2 separate regions of the Homo sapiens genome follow, and region 2 is linked to region 1. A link is a loop called in an ENCODE intact Hi-C map of the cell type or tissue named here. Cell type or tissue: B cell. All regions are shown on one strand. Each heading gives the region's core, and the rest is flanking DNA. Links, peaks and the distances in the headings are about the cores only.

The links. Peaks named below come from ENCODE experiments on the same cell type or tissue, not always from the same donor. Only the 100,000 strongest peaks of a DNase experiment are listed, where the experiment ranks them.
Region 2: it touches region 1 in a loop (13-fold over the local background); 3 of 110 quality-filtered maps call a loop at or near these places.

Annotation. Positions count from the first base shown.
Region 1 is chrX:1,647,821-1,656,552 of GRCh38, reverse strand. No RefSeq gene overlaps it. Among named protein-coding and RNA genes, the nearest start is that of ASMT, 37 kb to the right of the region's middle. RefSeq lists an enhancer at 6,484-7,003. In B cell, for the core only: CTCF peaks have their summits at 3,938, 4,143 (motif pointing left), 7,608 and 7,812 (motif pointing left); DNase peaks (open chromatin) are centred at 4,042 and 7,782.
Region 2 is chrX:1,243,141-1,251,872 of GRCh38, reverse strand. No RefSeq gene overlaps it. Among named protein-coding and RNA genes, the nearest start is that of CSF2RA, 21 kb to the left of the region's middle. RefSeq lists enhancers at 2,833-3,342, 2,844-3,360. In B cell, for the core only: CTCF peaks have their summits at 4,719 and 4,923 (motif pointing left); DNase peaks (open chromatin) are centred at 2,172, 3,352, 4,932, 6,982 and 1 weaker place; H3K4me3 peaks cover 838 bases; H3K27ac peaks cover 979 bases.

The sequences.
Region 1 (8,732 bases), core at 371-8,370:
GCATATACACATATATGTGTATACATGTATATATACACATGTGTGTGTATACACGTGTATATATGTGTGTATATATACACGTGTATATATACACACATATACGTACATATATATGTGTGTGTGCGTGTGTGTGTATCTTCTATTTGTTCTATTCCTCTAAGGAACCCTGACTAATACAATCTATATGGTCTAGAAAGAGTCCACATGAATTATATATATATGAAGGGGAGTTTATTAAGGAGAATTAACTCACAGAGTCACAAGGTGAGGTCCCACCATAGGTCATCTACAAGCTGAGGAGGCAGGAAGCCAGTCTGAGTCCCAAGGATTAAGAACTTGGAGTCCAGTGGTCCAGGGCAGGAAGCATCCAGCAAAGGAGGAAGATGGAGGCTGGGAGGCTAAGCCAGTCTAGCCTTTTCACGCTCCTCTGCCTGCTTTTATTCTGGCCAGACTGGCAGCTGATGAGACGGTGCCCACCCAGATTGAGGGGGGTTCTGCCTCTCCGAGTCCACTGACTCTAGTGTTATTCTCCTTTGGCAACACCCTCACAGACACACCCAGGAACAACGCTTTGATTGGATCTTTCAATCCAATCAAGCTGCCATTCAGTATTAACCATCACGCCCAGGAAACTCACTCACGGGTCACGATATGCGAAGGTCACTCTAAAATCACTCTAGCTATAAGAGATATTACCCGGGCCTGGCGTGGTGGCTCACGCCTGTCATCCCAGGACTTTGGGAGGCCGAGGCTGGTGGATCACTTGAGGTCAGGAGTACAAGACCAGCCTAACCAACATGCTGAAACCCCATCTCTACTAAAAATACAAAATTTAGCCAGGCATGGTGGTGCGCACCTGTAGTCCCAGCTACTCGGGAGGCTGAGGCAGGGGAATCACTTGAACCTGGGAGACGGAGGTTGCAGTGAGGCGAGATCGCGCCATTGCACTCCAGCCTGGGTGACAGAGAAAGACTCTGTCAAAAAAAAAAAAAACAACCATCAGCTGGTCTGCCTTATTCCAGGAGGCCCACAGAAAGTCTTGGGCAAAATGAAACAGCAGACTCTGGTCCCAGCTCTCTGGCTTTACACATCTACAGACCCTGGGTACCCCCAGCAGGCAGCACCCAGCAGGCCTGAATTATCCTGTCTCCCCCTCCTCCCCAGACGCGGTCTTGAGCCATGTCCTGTTTTGGAACTGTGGCTAAGGGGAGCTTGTGGGTATCAAGTCTCCAGGTATCAGCAGCTCCTCTCATAAACCAAAAATAGGCCGGGCGTGGTGGCTCATGCCTGTGATCCCAGCACTTTAGGAGGCTGAGGCAGACGGATCACGAGGTCAGGAGTTCAAGACCAGCCTGACCAACATGGTGAAGCCCCATCTCTACTAAAAATTAAAAAATTAGCCAGGCATGGTGGCGGGCGCCTGTAGTCCCAGCTGCTTGGGAGGCTGAGGCAGGGGAATCGCTTGAACCCGGCAGGCGGAGGTTGCAGTGAGCCGAGTTGGGGCCACTGCACTCCAGCCTGGGCAACAGAGCGAGACTCCTTCTCAAAAAAATAAAAAATAAATAAATAAAGCAAAAATAAAAATCTGAATGGACTCCCTCCTTGGCCAGGACACTCTAAAATTTAACATGAAATTATTTCAATTTCAATTTAAAGTTCATGCCATGTTGGGAAGTGGAGGTTGGCCAGGCCTCGCCACACCCCTCTGTTACCAGAAAGGGGTCCTCATCCAGATCCCAAGAGAGGGTTCTAGGATCTCATGCAAGAAAGAATTGAGGGCAAGTCCATAGACCAAAGGGAAAGCGAGTTTATTGGGAAAGTAAAGGAATAAAAGAATGGCTACTCCGTAGACAGAGCAGTCCCCAAGGTTGCTGGTTACCCATTTTTATGGTTCGTTCTTTCTTTTCTTTCTTTCTTTCTTTTTTTTTTTTTTTTTTTTTTTGATTTTGAGACGGAGTCTTGCTCTGTCACCCAGGCTGGAGTGCAGTGGCATGATCTCGGCTCATCGCAACCTCTGCCTCCCAGGTTCAAGCGATTCTTCTGCCTCAGCCTCCCGAGTAGCTGGGACTACAGGCATGCACCACCACGCTGGGCTGATTTTTGTATTTTTAGTACAGATGGGGTTTTGCCATGTTGGTCAGGCTGGTGTCAAACTCCTGACCTCGTGATGCGCCCGCCTCGGCCTCCCAAAGTGCTGGGATGACAGGCGTGAGTCACCGCACCTGGCCTTTATGGTTATTTCTTGAAGATATGCTAAACAAGGGGCGGATTATTCATGCCTCCCCTTTTTAGACCATATAAGGTAACTTCCTGACGTTGCCATGGCATTTGAAAACTGTCATGGTGTTGGTGGGAGTATAGCAGTGAGGACGACCAGAGGTCACTGTTGTGGCCATCTTGGTTTTGGCGTGTTTTGGCTGGCTTCTTTACTGCAACCTGTTTTATCAGCAAGGTCTTTATGACCTGTACCTTGTACCAACCTCCTATCTCATCCTGTGACTTAGAATGCCTTAACCATCTCGGAATGCAGCCCAGTAAGTCTCAGCCTCATTTTACCCAGCCTCTATTCAAGGTGGAGTCGTTCTGGTTCAAACACCTCTGATATTTTCAGCATGAACATCAACACAGACCTTAAGTCTGGTAAGAAACATCTGGAGTCTCTGGTCGGGTGCGGTGGCTCACGCCTGTCATCCCAGCACTTTGGGAGGCCGAGGCGGGCAGATCATGAGGTCAAGAGATTGAGACCATCCTGGCCAACATGGTGAAACCCCGTCTCTACTAAAAATACAAGAATTAGCTGGTCATGGTGGTGCATGCCTGTAATCCCAGCTACTCGGGAGGCTGAGATAGGAGAATCACTTGAACCTGGGAGTCGGAGGTTGCAATGAACCAAGATTGCGCCACTGCACTCCAGCCTGGATGACAAGAGTGAAACTCCGTTAAAAAAAAAAAAAAAAAAAGAAAAGAAAAAGAAAAGAAAAAAAAAACATTTGCAGTCTCTTCTCTCAGAAGCCTGCTACCTGGGAAGCTTCATCTGCATAATAAAACCTCGGTCTCTACAACACCATCATAAGCCAGACATTCCTTACTACGGATAATAACTCTTTCAACCAATTGCCAATAAGTATGTTTTTGTTTGTTTGTTTGTTTGTTTTGAGACAGAGTATCCATGTGTCGCCCAGGCTGGAGTGCAGTGGCGTGATCTCGGTTCACTGCAACCTCCACCTCCCAGGTTCAAGCAATTCTCATGCCTCAGCCTCCCTAGCAGCTGAGATTACAAGCATGTGCCACCACGCTGTGCTGATTTTTTTGTATTTTTAGTAGAAACCGGGTTTCGCCATGTTGGCCAAGCTGATCTCAAACTCCTGGCCTCAAGTGTTCAAGCGATTCTCCTGCCTCAGCCTCCCAAGTAGCTGAGATTACAGGTTCACACCACCACACCCAGCTAATTTTTTTTTTTTTGACAGAGTCTCGCTCTGTCTCCCAGGCTGGAGTGCAGTGGCGCAATCTCGGCTCACTGCAAACTCCTGCCTCAGCCTCCTGAGTAGCTGGGACTACAGGCACCCGCCACCACATCAGGCTAATTTTTTTTTTGTATTTTTAGTACAGACGGGGTTTCACCGTGTTGGCCAAGATGGCCTCGATCTCCTGACCTCGTGATCTGCCCGCTTCGGCCTCCCAAAGTACTGGGATGACAGGTGTGAGCCACTGCGCCCGGCCTGATTTTGTATTTTTAGTACAGACAGGGTGTCACCATGTTGGCCAGGATGGTCTCGAACTCCTGACCTCAGGTGACCCACCCACCTCGGCCTCCCAAAGTGCTAGGACGACAGGTGTGAGCCACCGCGCCCGGCCCTGAATATGTTTAAGTGTAACCCCGCTTTGAGTCACCCTGCCGTTCGAGATAGAACCAACGTACATCTTACATGTATTGACTGATGCTTCAAGTCTTCCTAAAATGTATAAAAGCAAGCTACACCCCAACCACCTTGGGCCCACGTCATCAAGACCTCCTGAGGTTATGTCGTGGTGTCCTCCACCCTGGCAAAGTCAACTTCCTCAATTATGGACACCTGGCCTCAGATCCTTCTCGCCTTACAATTCGAAGAGAGAAAACGATGCTTCCTCCCCCTAGTGGCCATCAGGACAATTGCTTCCATTCAAGGCAAAGTTCTTCCAGAGAAATCTCTTCTGGATGTGGCTTACCAGGATCCATACTAGAAAAAAATGCAGAAACAGCGCCTCGGTAATTTCTGACATTAGAGTTCATGGTGACCGGGTGTGGTGGCTCACACCTGTCATCGCAGCACTTTGGGAGGCTGAGGCGGGTGGATCACGAGGTCAGGAGTTCGAGACCATCCTGGCTAACATGGAGAATCCCTGTCTCTACTAAAAATATAAAATTAGCTGGGTGTGCTGGCACATGCCTGTAGTCCCAGCACTTTGGGAGGCCGAGGCAGGCGGATCATGAGGTCAGGAGTTCGAGACCAGCCTGGGCAACATGGTGAAACCCTGTCTCTATTAAAAATACAAAAATTAGCCAGGTGTGGTGGCACATGCCTGTAGTCCCAGCACTTTGGGAGGCCGAGGCAGGCGGATCATGAGGTCAGGAGTTTGAGACCAGCCTGGGCAACATGGTGAAACCCTGTCTCTATTAAAAATACAAAAATTAGCCGGGTGTGGTGGCACATGCCTGTAGTCCCAGCACCTTGGGAGGCCGAGGCGGGCAGATCACGAAGTCAGGAGTTCCAGACCAGCCTGGGCAACATGGTGAAACCCTGTCTCTATTAAAAATACAAAAATTAGCCGGGCATGGTGGTGTGTGCCTGTAATCCCAGCTCTTTGGCAGGCTGAGGCAGGAGAATCGCTTGAAACCGGAAGGCAGAGGTTGCAGTGAGCTGAGATCACACCATTGCACTCCAGCCTGGGCAACAAGAGCGAAACTCTATCTCAAAAATAACAATAATAATAGAGTTCACGGTCCAACAGTGAAGTGTGATAGAAAAGGAAACGGTACAGTCCCATCTTGAAGTCCACTTTTAAATAATAAGGTGCTCATTGGAAGGCAATCGAATCAAAACATAAGGCTGAGATGAGGAACAGCCCAAGCCATACATGTTCAAGGTGTTAAGGAAATAGAATTAAAAAGCAAAATCTCTACCAGGAGTGGTGGCTCATGCCTGTCACCCCAGCACTTTGGGAGGACGAGGCGGGCGGACCACTTGAGGTCAGGTGTTCGAGACCAGCCTGAGCAACATGATCAAACCCCATCTCTACTAAAAAATACAAAATTAGCCAGGCCTGTAATCTCAGCTACTCAGGAGGCTGAGGCAGGAGAATCGCTTGAATCCTGGAGGCAGAGGTTGCAGTGAGCCGAGATCAGCCACGACACCCCAGACTGAGTGACAGGGACTCTGTCTCAAAAAAAAAAAAAAAAAAACAACCAAAGGCCAGGTGCAGTGGCTCACACCTCTCATCCCAGCACATTGGGAGGCCAAGGTGGGCAGATCACTTCAGGTCAGGAGTTCGAGACCAGCCTGACCAACATGGAGAAACCCTGTCTCTACCAAAAAAATACAAAAATTGGCCGGGTACGGTGGTTCACGCCTGTAATTGCAGCACTTTGGGAGGCCAAGGCAGGTGGATCACCTGAGGTCCGGAGTTCGAGACCAGCCTGGCCAACATGGTGAAACCCGTCTCTACTAAAAATACAAAAATTAGCTGGGCGTGGTGGCACATGCCTGTAATCCCAGCTATTAGGGAAGCTGAGGCAGGAGAATCGCTTGAACCTGAGAGGCGGAGGTTGTGGTGAGCTGAGATCACGCCATTGCACTCCAGTCTGGGCAACAAGAGAGAAATTCTATCTCAAAAAAAAAAAATACAAAAATTAGCCAGAGATGATGGTGCACAACTGTAATTCCAGCTACTCGAGAGGCTGAGGCAGGAGAATCGCTTGAACCGTGGAGGCGGAGGTTGCAGTGAGCCGAGATCTTCCAGGGCACTCCAGACTGAGTCACAGGGACTCTGTCTCAAAAAAAAAAAAAAAAAAAAAAAAAAAAAGCAAAAAAATCTCCTCCCGATCCAGGAACTCCTTCCTTAACCCCTCTCCTCAAGGGTAGAAGAAAAAGAAAACCATTTTTCTACAGAACAAGCATTCAATTCAAATGTGATATACACCCCAGGCCATCCGTGAAAGGGATCAGAAACACAGAAAGAAATCTCACCCTTTTATGGGCCGGGTGTGGTGGCTCACGCCTGTCATCCCAGCACTTTGGGAGGCCGAGGCAGGTGGATCACCTGAGGTCGGGAGTTCGAAACCAGCCTGACCAACATGGAGAAACTTTGTGTCCACTAAAAATACAAAAAATTAGCCGGGCATGGTGGTGCGTGCCTGCAATCCCAGCTACTCGGGAGGCTGAGGCAGGAGAATCGCTTGAACCCGGGAGGGAGAGGTATCCGTGAGCCAAGATCGCACCACTGCACTCCAGCCTGGGTAACAAGAGCAGAACTCCGTCTCAAAAAAAAAAAGAAAAGGAAAAAAAGAAAGAAATCTCATCCTTTTACGCAGCAAAGTGGAGACAGCCCTTTCCTTTCGTTTTCTGAAACTAAACAAGGACTCATTTTGACTGGAGGTGTAGGCTTTGCAATTTGGAGTGAGGTGACAGATTAAATTAAGCTCTTCTCCTCTGTGGACCCCGGGGGATGAGGCTTTTTTTCCTCCCCCTTGGGGATCACATTTCAAAGAGATTCCTCCCAGACACTGCAGGAAACATTCTTGAGCTATGGTGCCGCTTTCTTTAAAAGATTTACACACATTTGAAAAAGGCCGACAAAGAACTTGCAGCTACCAGTTTGCTGGGGAGGGGGGCGGGGCGGAAAGTGGGAAAATATCCCTCTCCTCATTTTTCAACAAGAGAAAATGTAAGCCTCCGATTTTTTTTTTTTTTTTTTTTTTGAGACCGAGTTTTGCTCTTGTTGCCCAGGCTGGAGGGCAGTGGCGCGATCTCGGCTCACTGCAACCTCCACCTCCCGGGTTCAAACGATTCTCCTGCCTCAGTCTCCCGAGTAGCTGGAATTACAGGCGCCCACCACCACGCCCAGCTAATTTTGTGCTTTTTAGTAGAGATAGGGTTTCACCATGTTGGCCAGGATGGTCTCGAACTCCTGACCTCAACTGATACACCCCCTTCGGCCTCCCAAAGTGCTGGGATTACAGGCATGAGCCACTGCGCCAGGCCAGCCTCTGAAGTTTTAGTGTATCTGCCCTTGATGGGGGAAAATAATGAAAAAATCCTTTTGGATGTGGGATTGTTTTTAGTGAAAACCAACATTTAAAACAGCAAAGCAGACTGGGCACGGTGGCTCACGCCTGTAATCCCAACACTTTGGGAGGCCGAGGCGGGCGGGTCACGAGGTCAGGAGTTCGAGACCAGCCTGGCCAACATGGTGAAACCCCGTCTCTACTAAAAATACAAAAAAAAAAATTAGCCGGGCGTGGTGGCAGGTGCCTATAACCCCAGCTACTTGGGAGGCCAAGGCAGGAGAATCGCTTGAACCCAGGAGGTGGAGGTTGCAGTGAGCCGAGATCTTGCCTTTGCACTCCAGCCCAGGCGACAGTGCGAGACTCCATCTCAAAAAAAAAAAAAGCGGCAAAGCACTAAAGTTGGGGCGGGGGGTTGCTTTTTCCCCATTCATGGTCACCCCAGCCCTGACTGCCTCTGACAGGTGCAATCTTGGAGCGAAGGAAGCCGGGTTACATCAGCTGCCCCATGCTGCCACCTGCTGGCAGGCACCGGTTCTCGCTCTTCCGGAATGGTCCACATGTTGCCATGGCCCCAAGAGGGTTTCCCTGAAGAACTGGGCTGTCCAGATCTAACGTATGTTTGCAAAGAGCATTCAAGCCCAGGCGGGCTACATGCATGAGCCTGAGCCACTTTAGGGGTGGTCACAGTGCTTATAATTTTTTTAGGGGGTGGAGAATCTATATACTCACAGAGGGATGCCCCTTGACTTACAGTGGGGTTACCTCCCCACAAGTCTATCATGGGTCCACATACCTTAACTTAAAAATGCATTTAGTATCTTGATACACTGATCGTAACGCTGAAAAGTTGTAAATCCAACCACTGTAAGCTGGAAACCGTCTGTATATATGAACGTATACACACGCTTTTATTTTACTTATTTATTTATTTTGAGATGGACTCTCGCTCTGTCGACCAGGCTGGAGTGCAGTGGCGCGATCTCGGCTCACTGCAACCTCTGCCTCCCGGGTTCACGACATTCTCCTGCCTCAGCCTCCCTAGTAGCTGGGGCTACAGGCGCCCGCCTCCATGCCTGGCCAATTTTTTGTATTTTTAGTAGAGATGGGGTTTCACCATGTTAGCCAGGATGGTCTCCATCTCCTGACCTTGTGATCCACCTGCCTCAGCCTCCCAAAGTGCTGGGATTACAGGCGTGAGCCACTGCGCCCAGCCAGATGTCCACATCCTAATCCCCATGTGGTAGACAGAATAATGGCCCCAAAGATGTCCACATCCTAATCCCATGTGGGAGACAGAAAATGGCCCCCAAAGATGTCTACATTGCAATCCCATGTGGTAGAAGGAGTAATGGCCCCCAAAGATGTCCACATCCTAATCCCCACGTGGTGGACAGAATAATGACCCTAAAAATGTTATCAACACCCAAATCCCCATGTGATAGACAGAATAATGGCCCCAAAGATTTAT
Region 2 (8,732 bases), core at 592-8,591, 400 kb after region 1:
CTATCTATCTATCTATCTATCTATCTATCTATCATCTATCACTTATCTATCCTATCAATTATCTACCCTATCATCTATCAATTATCTATCATCTGTCTACCTATCACCTACCATCTATCATATCTATAATGATTACTTATTATATCAATTAATCTTCTATTACATCTATTATTTGTCTATGCTCTCTTTGTATCTACTCTCTCTATATATCTATATGGATAGATATCTATGTATATCTATATGGATATATCTATGTGGATATATCTGTGGATATATCTATATGGATATATCTATGTGGATATACCCATATGGGTATATCTATGTGGATATACCCATATGGGTATATCTATGTGGATATACCCATATGGGTATATCTATGTGGATATACCCATATGGGTATATCTATGTGGATATACCCATATGGGTATATCTATGTGGATATACCCATATGGGTATATCTATGTGGATATATCCATATGGGTATATCTATGTGGACATATCTATATGGATATATCTATATGGATAGATATCATAATCATTTATTATATCTATCATCTCAGTTTTATCTATCTATATGTCTATCTATCATCTATCTACCTATCACCTATCATATCTATAATGATCACTCATTATATCAATCGATCTTCTATTCCATTTATTATCTATGTCCCTCTATCTTTGTATCTACTCTCTCTAGATATCTATCTAGATATCTGTCTATATAGATATCTACCTAGATATCACCTATCATAATCATTTATTATATCTATCATCTAAGTTTTATCTATCTATATGTTTATCATCTATCACCTACTATCTATCGTATCTATAATGATCACTTATATCAATTAATCTTCTATTCCATCTATTATCTATGTCTCTCTTTGTATCTACTCTCTCTATATCTATATAGATATCTATCTATATAGATATGTATCACCTATCATAATCATTTATTGTATCTATCATCTAAGTTTTATCTATCTATATGTCTACCATCTGTCTATCACCTACCATCTATCATATTGATAATGATCACTTATTATATCAATCGATCTTCTATTCCATCTATTATTTATGTGTCTTTCTATTTACTCCCTCTATATATCTATATAGATATCTATGTATCTATCACCTATCATAATCATTTGTTATATCTATCATCTAAGTTTTATCTATCTATTGATCTATCTATCATCTGTCTACCTATCACCTATCATCTATCATATCTGTAATGATCACTCATTATATCGGTCCATCTTCTCTTCCATCTATTATCTGTCTATCTGTCTATCTATCTTTCTATCTACTCCATCTATCTATCTATCTATCTATCTATCTATCTATCTATCTATCTATCTAGCTATCTATCTAGCTATCATCTATCTATGTATCATCTATCTATAACAGTGGTTCACAGGCCAGGGAGAATTCTACCCCCAGGGGAAACTTGGCAATGTCTAGAGACAATCACAAGAGAATGACAATCTGTGGACACCCTTGGTGTCAGTCCTGGGAAGTTTGCTCCTGGCCCCCGGTGTGTGGATCCCAGGACGGCTGCTCAACACCCACCAGTGCCCAGGACAGCCCCACCACAGAGAATCCTCCCGCTCCCAATGTCAGCAGTGCCGAGGTTGAGAATGCCCCATCCTGCATGTTGGGGACAATATCAGTTTGCTTTTCCCTTTTCTTTTTTTTCTTGAGATGGAGTCTCGCTCTGTCATCCAAGCTGGAGGGCAGTGGTGCGATCTCGGCTCACTGCAACTTCCGCCTCCCGGGTTCAAGCGATTCTCCTGCCTCAGCCTCCTCAGTAGCTGGGATTACAGGCACCCACCGCCATGCCCGGCTAATTTTTGTATTTTTAGTAGAGAAGGGGTTTCACTGTGTTGGCCAGGCTGGTCTCGAACTCATGACCTCGTGATCAGCCCACCTCAGCCTTAAAGTGCTGGGATGACAGGAGTGAGCCACCGTGCCAGCCTCAGTTTGTTTTTCTGCTGATACTGGCTCACTTTCCCTGTGGCCACACATTCTTCTGTCCACAGACCATCCCTCCAGCCACAGAAGGGAGGAGGGTGTGACCCCAACCCCTTATCTAGCAACAGAAGGAGCTGTGGTAGGGCAGCTCCTCAGAAGCCGGAAATCTGCAAGCTCTCGGGGGAGGGTGGAGCCCAGCGCGTTGTAACATCTCTTTTTCCCCGAAGAGGAAGCACAGACTATCAGGCCTGTTTCCAAATCTCAACTTCCTGACCCGGCTTACCTTCAGGCTTTAACAAGCTCCCAGCCTCCTCCTAGCTGGCTCTGGCTAAAGCTGGAGTCCAGGAACCTCAAATAGCCTAGAGGCTCTCTCCAGGGCTTGAGTAGCACCAGGAAGGGCCACGTGGTCTGCGCTGGACAGAGACCTTCCTGGGGTGCAACGTGACACTTCCTGCCCCAGAGGCAGCTCCAGCAGAAACAGCTGCAGGCATCCCCAGCAATCCTCATCCCAAGCTCCTTCCACAGCTCACAGCGTCCGTGATGCGGGATCAACACAACCTGCTGGCTATATTTGAGGCTTGCCAGATAGCCTGGCTCCTGCATTCTTGCCTCGGGATTCCCGTTGTGATCTGCTTTTTCCAGTCCTTTCTGGGACCCCTTTCATTGCTGACAGCCGCTGGGGGCTGAACCGGCCAGGGCTGAATCTGCAGACGTGTCCAAGGCGCGTCCCAGAGCAAGGGCTTGGTGGGGGGGGGGGTCAGGGACCCGGGGCCTGTCGTTTAATGAGCTCTCACGGACACTTTAAGCCCATTTATGCCGGAGGTTGCAAGTTTTTTTGGTGTAAAAAACCAGATCTTGGCGATGACCTTCAGCCTTCAGACAAGCTTAGCGTTCCAATAATGGAACGCTAGGCATACACGGGTTCCTCATGAGCTCTCCCCCCAGGAAAACCCGAAGGCTCAGGGGCGGCCTTTCTGCAGCTGAGGACACGCAGAGGCAGAAGACGGGAGACGCGCCTCGATCGCGGCCCCAAAGTATATACGTTGAGTTCCAAACGCCTCTGGTCTCCGGGAATGACGCCTCGTTTGGAATTAAGGCCCTTGCAGATGTAATTAGTTAAAAGAAAGGCGCCGGGGCCCAGCCGTTAATTCAGTACCGCCCGCGTGGAAATCCGAGCCTGGCTGCGCCTTTGGAATTCCAGGGGTGGGGGAGGGATTCCAGGGGTGGGGGAGGGATTCCTTTAACCCTTTCTTCTCCGGATCGCTAGTAACGAATCAAGCACCCAGGACAGTGAACCCTGCCAGAAACAAGAAGCAGAAAAGTGACAGCTGTGACTAACCCTGGAATCCCTCCCCTCCACCTCCACAAGAAAAGTCCGGGGTTTTCCGGCACCCCTCAACTCAAGGGGTGGGTAGTACAGGCTGTCTCCTCTCCTCTCCTCTCGTCTCCTCTCCTCTCCCCTCCTCTCGTCTAGTCTCCCCTCCCCTCCCCTCCCCTCCCCCCTCAACTCTACGAGTGGGTAATACAGGCTGTCCTCTTCTCTTTTCTTTTCTTCTCCCCCCTCCATTCCCCTCCCCTCCCCTCTCCTCCTCTCCCCTCCATTCCCCTCCCCTCCCTTTCCCCCTCAAGTCAACGGGTGGGTAGTACAGGCTCTTGTCCTCTCTTCTCCTCTCTTCTCTTCTCCCCTCCCCTCCCCTCCCCTCCCCTCCCCTATCCTCCCCTCCCCTATCCTCCCCTCCCCTATCCTCCCCTCCCCTCCCCTATCCTCCCCTCCCCTATCTTCCCCTCCCCTATCCTCCCCTCCCCTATCCTCCCCTCCCCTCCCCTCCTCTCCCCTCCTCTCCCCTCCCCTCTCCTCTCTTCTCTTCTCTTCACCCCTCAACTCAACGGGTGGGTAGTACAGGCTGTCTCTTCTCTTCTCTCTCTTTCTTTTTCTTTCTTTCTCTTTCTTTCTTTTCCTTCTTTCTTTCTCTCTCTCTCTCCCTCCCTCCCTCTCTCTCTCTCTCTCTCTCTCTCCTTCCTTCCTTCCTTCCTCCGTCCCTCCCTCCCTTCTTTCTTTCTTGAGATTCTTTTCTTTTCTTTTTTGAGATAGAGTTTTGCTCCTGTTGCCCAGGCTGGAGTACAATGGCGCGATCTCGGCTCACGGCAACCTCCGTCTCCCAGGTTCAAGCGATTCTCCTGCCTCAGCCTCCCGAGTAGCTGGGATTACAGGTGTGCACCACCACGCCCAGCTAATTTTTTGTATTTTTAGTAGAGACGGGGTTTCTCCATGTTGGCCAGGCTGGTCTCGAACTCCTGATCTCTGGTGATCCACCCACCTCAGCCTCCCAAAGTGCTGGGATTACAGGCGTGAGCCACCGCGCCTGGCTCGAATAATTTCTTGCACGACATCCAAGAACCCTCTGTTGAGGTCTGCATTGGGACCCCTTACACTGTGGGTTTTTTTTTTTTTTTTTTTGATGGAGTCTCGCTTTGTTGCTCAGGCTGGAGTGCAGTGGCGCGATCTTGGCTCGCTGCATCCTCTGCTTCCTGAGTTCAATCGATTCTCCTGTCTCAGCCTCCCGAGTAGCTGGGATTACAGGCACCCGCCACCACCCCCGGCTAATTTTTTGTATTTTTAGTACAGACGGGGTTTCACCATGTTGGTCAGGCTGGTCTCGAACTCCTGAGCTTGTGATCCGCCCGCCTGATTTTTTTTTTTTTTTAGAGCACTGTAAGCTCCGCCTCCCTGGTCATGCCATTCTCCTGCCTCAGCCTCCCGGTAGCAGTGACTACAGGCGCCTGCCACCACCCCCGGCTAATTTTTTGTATTTTTAGTAGAGACAGGGTTTCACCATGTTGACCAGGCTGGTCTCGAACTCCTGACCTCGTGATCCGCCCGCCGGATTTTTATTACCGTATTTATTCAAATCCCGGAACCTTAAGCCACGCAATTTCTTTTTGGGGACTCGACTGCCACCTGCTGGCCATGCCTATGTTTGCAGGCGTGCGGTGCCGGGAGAATGAGGCTTGGAGTCCTCATTTGTAGGGTGTGTAGTTTCTTGGGGTGGACAGAACAAACCGAGGGCCTTAAAACAACTGGAATGTATCCTCTCTGAGGCCTGCAGACCAGGAGTCTTGAGATCCAGGTGTCTCAGGACTGTGCTCCCTCTGGAGGCTCTAGGGGAGGGTCCTTCCTGCCTCTCCCAGCTCCTGGGGGCTCCAGGCGTCCCTGGGTTTGTGGCCGCCTCACTGCAGTCTCTGTCACCATCTCCACGTGGCCTCCTCTGTGTCTGTGTCTCCTCTTTGTCTCTTATGGGGTCACCCCTCATTGGATTTAGAGTCCAACTCCAATGCAAGGCGATTTCATTTTGAGATCCTTCCCTTAAACACATCTGCAAAGACCCTATTTCCAAATGAGGTCCTATTCACGGATTCTAAGGTTTAGGACCTGGACATGTCTTTGGGGGATCCCCATTCAACCCACTGCAGTTTGGTTTGGTTCCTTTTAGAAGCTCTAGGGGAGGATCCTTCCTGCCTCTTCGAGCTCCTGGGGGCTCCAGGCGTCCCTGGGACTGTGGCCACCTCACTGCAGTCTCTGCCTCCGTCTCCACGTGGCCTCCTCCCCTGTCTGTGTCTCCTCTTCTGTCTCTTTTTTTTTTTTTTTTTTTTTTGAGATGGAGTCTCACTCTGTCGCCAGGCTGGAGTGCAGTGGCTCGATCTTGACTCACTGCAACCTCCGCCTGCCGGGTTCAAGCGATTCTCCTGCCTCAGCCTCTGGAATAGCTGGAATTACAGGCGCCTGCCACCACGCCCAGCTAATTTTTGTATTTTTAGTAGAGACAGGGTTTCACCATGTTGGCCAGGCTGGTCTCGATCTCCTGGCCTCAGGTGATCCGCCTGCCTCGGGCTCCCAAAGTGCTGGGATTACAAGCGTGAGCCACCGCGCCCGGCCCCTTCTGTCTCTTAGACCTACACTCATGGGATTTATGACTCACCTTAATCAAAAATGATGTCATCTCAATTTACATTTTAATTACATTTCCAAATAAGGTCCCAATATTCACAGAGACTGGAAGTTGGGAACTCAACGTACATTTCACCCCTTAACAAATTATCCTGCTGCATCTCCCATCTTCTGCTTCTTCTGCTCGTCGTCGGCCACGGAAAGGCTGCCCTGGAGCTTTCAAGTTTGCCTGGCTGGAGAGCTCATTAATAACCCGTTTATAGGCTGGGCGCAGTGGCTCACGCCTGTCATCCTAGCACTTTGGGAGGCCAAGGCAGGTGGATCACCTGAGGCCAGGAGTTCGAGACCAGCCTGGCCAACATGGTGAAACCCTGTCTCTACTAAAAATACAAAAAAAAAAAAAAAAAAAAAAAAAATTAGCAGGGCATGGTGGTGGGCGCCTGTAGTCCCAGCTACTCGGGAGGCTGAGGCAGGAGAATCACTTGAACCCGGGAGGTGGAGCTTGCAGTGAGCCGAGATGGTGCCATTGCACTCCAGCCTGGGGGACAGAGCCAGACTCTGTCTCAAAAAATAAAAAATAATAAAAAATAACCCGTTTATAGGCCGGGCGCGGTGGCTCACGCCTGTCATCCCAGCACTTTGGGAGGCCGAGGCGGGTGGATCACCTGAGGCCAGGAGTTCGAGACCAGCCTGGCCAACATGGTGAAACCCCGTCTCTACTTAAAAGACAAAAGTTAGCCGTGTGTAGTGGCAGCTGCCTGTAATCCCAGCTACTCGGGAGGCTGAGGCAGGAGAATCGCTCGAACCCGGGAGGCGGAGGTTGCAGTGAGCGGAGATCATGCCATTGCACTCCAGCCTGGGTGACACAGCGAGATTCGGTCTCAAAAAAAAGAAAAAAGGAATTACAGGCATGAGCCACGTTGCCCGGCCATAGATGGGTTTAAAGCGTCTCTGCAGAGTTCATTAAACTGCAGGCCCCCAGGCCCCCTGAGCCCACCCAGCCCTTGCTCAGGGACACGCCTTTAATTTGGAAGTTTTGGACACTAGGGGTCAGAAGCATCCTCTGCAAATTCAGCTTTGGCTGGCTCAGCCCCCCCCAGCAGCTGTCGGCGATGAAAGGGCCGCAGGAGGGGCTGGAAAAGCCTCTCTGTATCCCGCAGCACTTGGAGACCCAGTGTCCCCCGGGGCTGGAGTCAAGCTGTCTCGCCAGCCTCAAAGGTGACCAGAGGCTTGTGTTAATCCCACACCTGGGACGCAGTGAGCTGTGGAAGGAATTTAGGATGAGGATACCTGGGATGTCTGGGGCTCTCCCTTCCCTTCCCTTCCCTTCCCTTCCCTTCCCTCCCCTTCCCTCCCCTCCCCTCCCCTCCCCTCCCCTCCCCTCCCCTCCCTCTCTTTCCCTCCCTCCTTCCTTCCTTTCTCTTTCTTTTTCTTTCTCCTTCCTTCCTTTCTTCTTCTTTCCTTTCTCTTTCTCTTTCTTTCTTTCCTTCCTTCTCCTTCCTTCCCTTCCCTTTCCTTCCTTCCTCCCTTTTCTTTCTTTCTCTTTCTTTCCTTCCTTCTTCCTTCCCTTCACATTCCTTCCTTCCTCTCTTTCCCTCCCTCCCTGCTTCCTTCCTTTCTTTTCTTTCTTTCATTCTTTTTTCTCTGTTTCTTTCTCCTTCTTTCCTTCATTTCTTTCTCTCTTTCTCTTTCTTTCTTTCTCTCTTTCTGTCTTTCTTTCTCTTCCTCCTTCTTTTCTTTGGAGCCTTGCTCTCTCACTCAGGCTGTACTGCAATGGCACAATCTCGGCTCACTGCAACCTCCGCCTCCCGGGTTCACGCCATTCTCCTGCATCAGCCTCCTGGGTAGCTGGGATTACAGGCACCCGCCACCACGCCTGGCTAATTTTTTGTGTTTTCGGTAGAGACGGGGTTTCACCAAGTTGGCCAGGCTGGTCTCGAACTCCTGACCACGTGATCCGCCTGCCTCAGCCTCCCAAAGTGCTGGGATTACAGGCGTGAGCTACCGCGCCCAGCTAGGAAGGTCTCTTTCTGGGAACTACCTCCCTGTTGAGCCAAGCCCAGGAGAGCCTTTGTGTTTTACGTGCTGGACCTTTAGCCAAAGCCCATTAGAAAGAGGCTGGGAGCTTGTTACCACGTGAGGGTTTCAGAAATTCATTCTGAACTGACAACTTGCACAGGTATCCCCTGGCCCCCTCAGACAGTACCCCTTCCTGACTGGATACCCCCGGCGGTATTTGAACCAGCTGTGAAAATCTAGGTAGCTTGCTTTTTTTTTTTTTTTTTTAATGGAGTTTTCACTCTTGTTGCCCAGGCTGGAGTGCAGCGGCGTGATCTCAGCTCACTGCAACCTCCGCCTCCCGGGTTCAAGCGATTCTCCTGCCTCAGCCTCCCAAGTAGCTGAGATTACAGGTGCCCACCACCACATCTGGCTGATTTTTGTATTTTTAGTAGAGACGGGGTTTCACCATGTTGGCCAGGCTGGTCTCAAACTCCTGACCTTTGGTGATCCACCCGCCTCAGCCTCCCAAAGTGCTGGGATGACAGGCGTGAGCTGCTTGTGAGTTGCTTGTTGTTTCTATTTCCTGGTGTTTGCAGAACCGGCTCTGCCTGAAAACTCTCAGCGTCCTTATCTCCTGGAGTTATCTTGTATGTTGGTGCCTTGGAAACCCCCTTCCCACCTCCAGCACTTGGCTTGAAAAATCTTCACAAGAAAAGAGAAATCAGATGCCTTCAAGAAGGCCAGGACGCTCTCTGGTTTGCTAAGTTTTGACAAAACATCCTGGGCTGGGAGACCCGCAAACCGGGGTGTA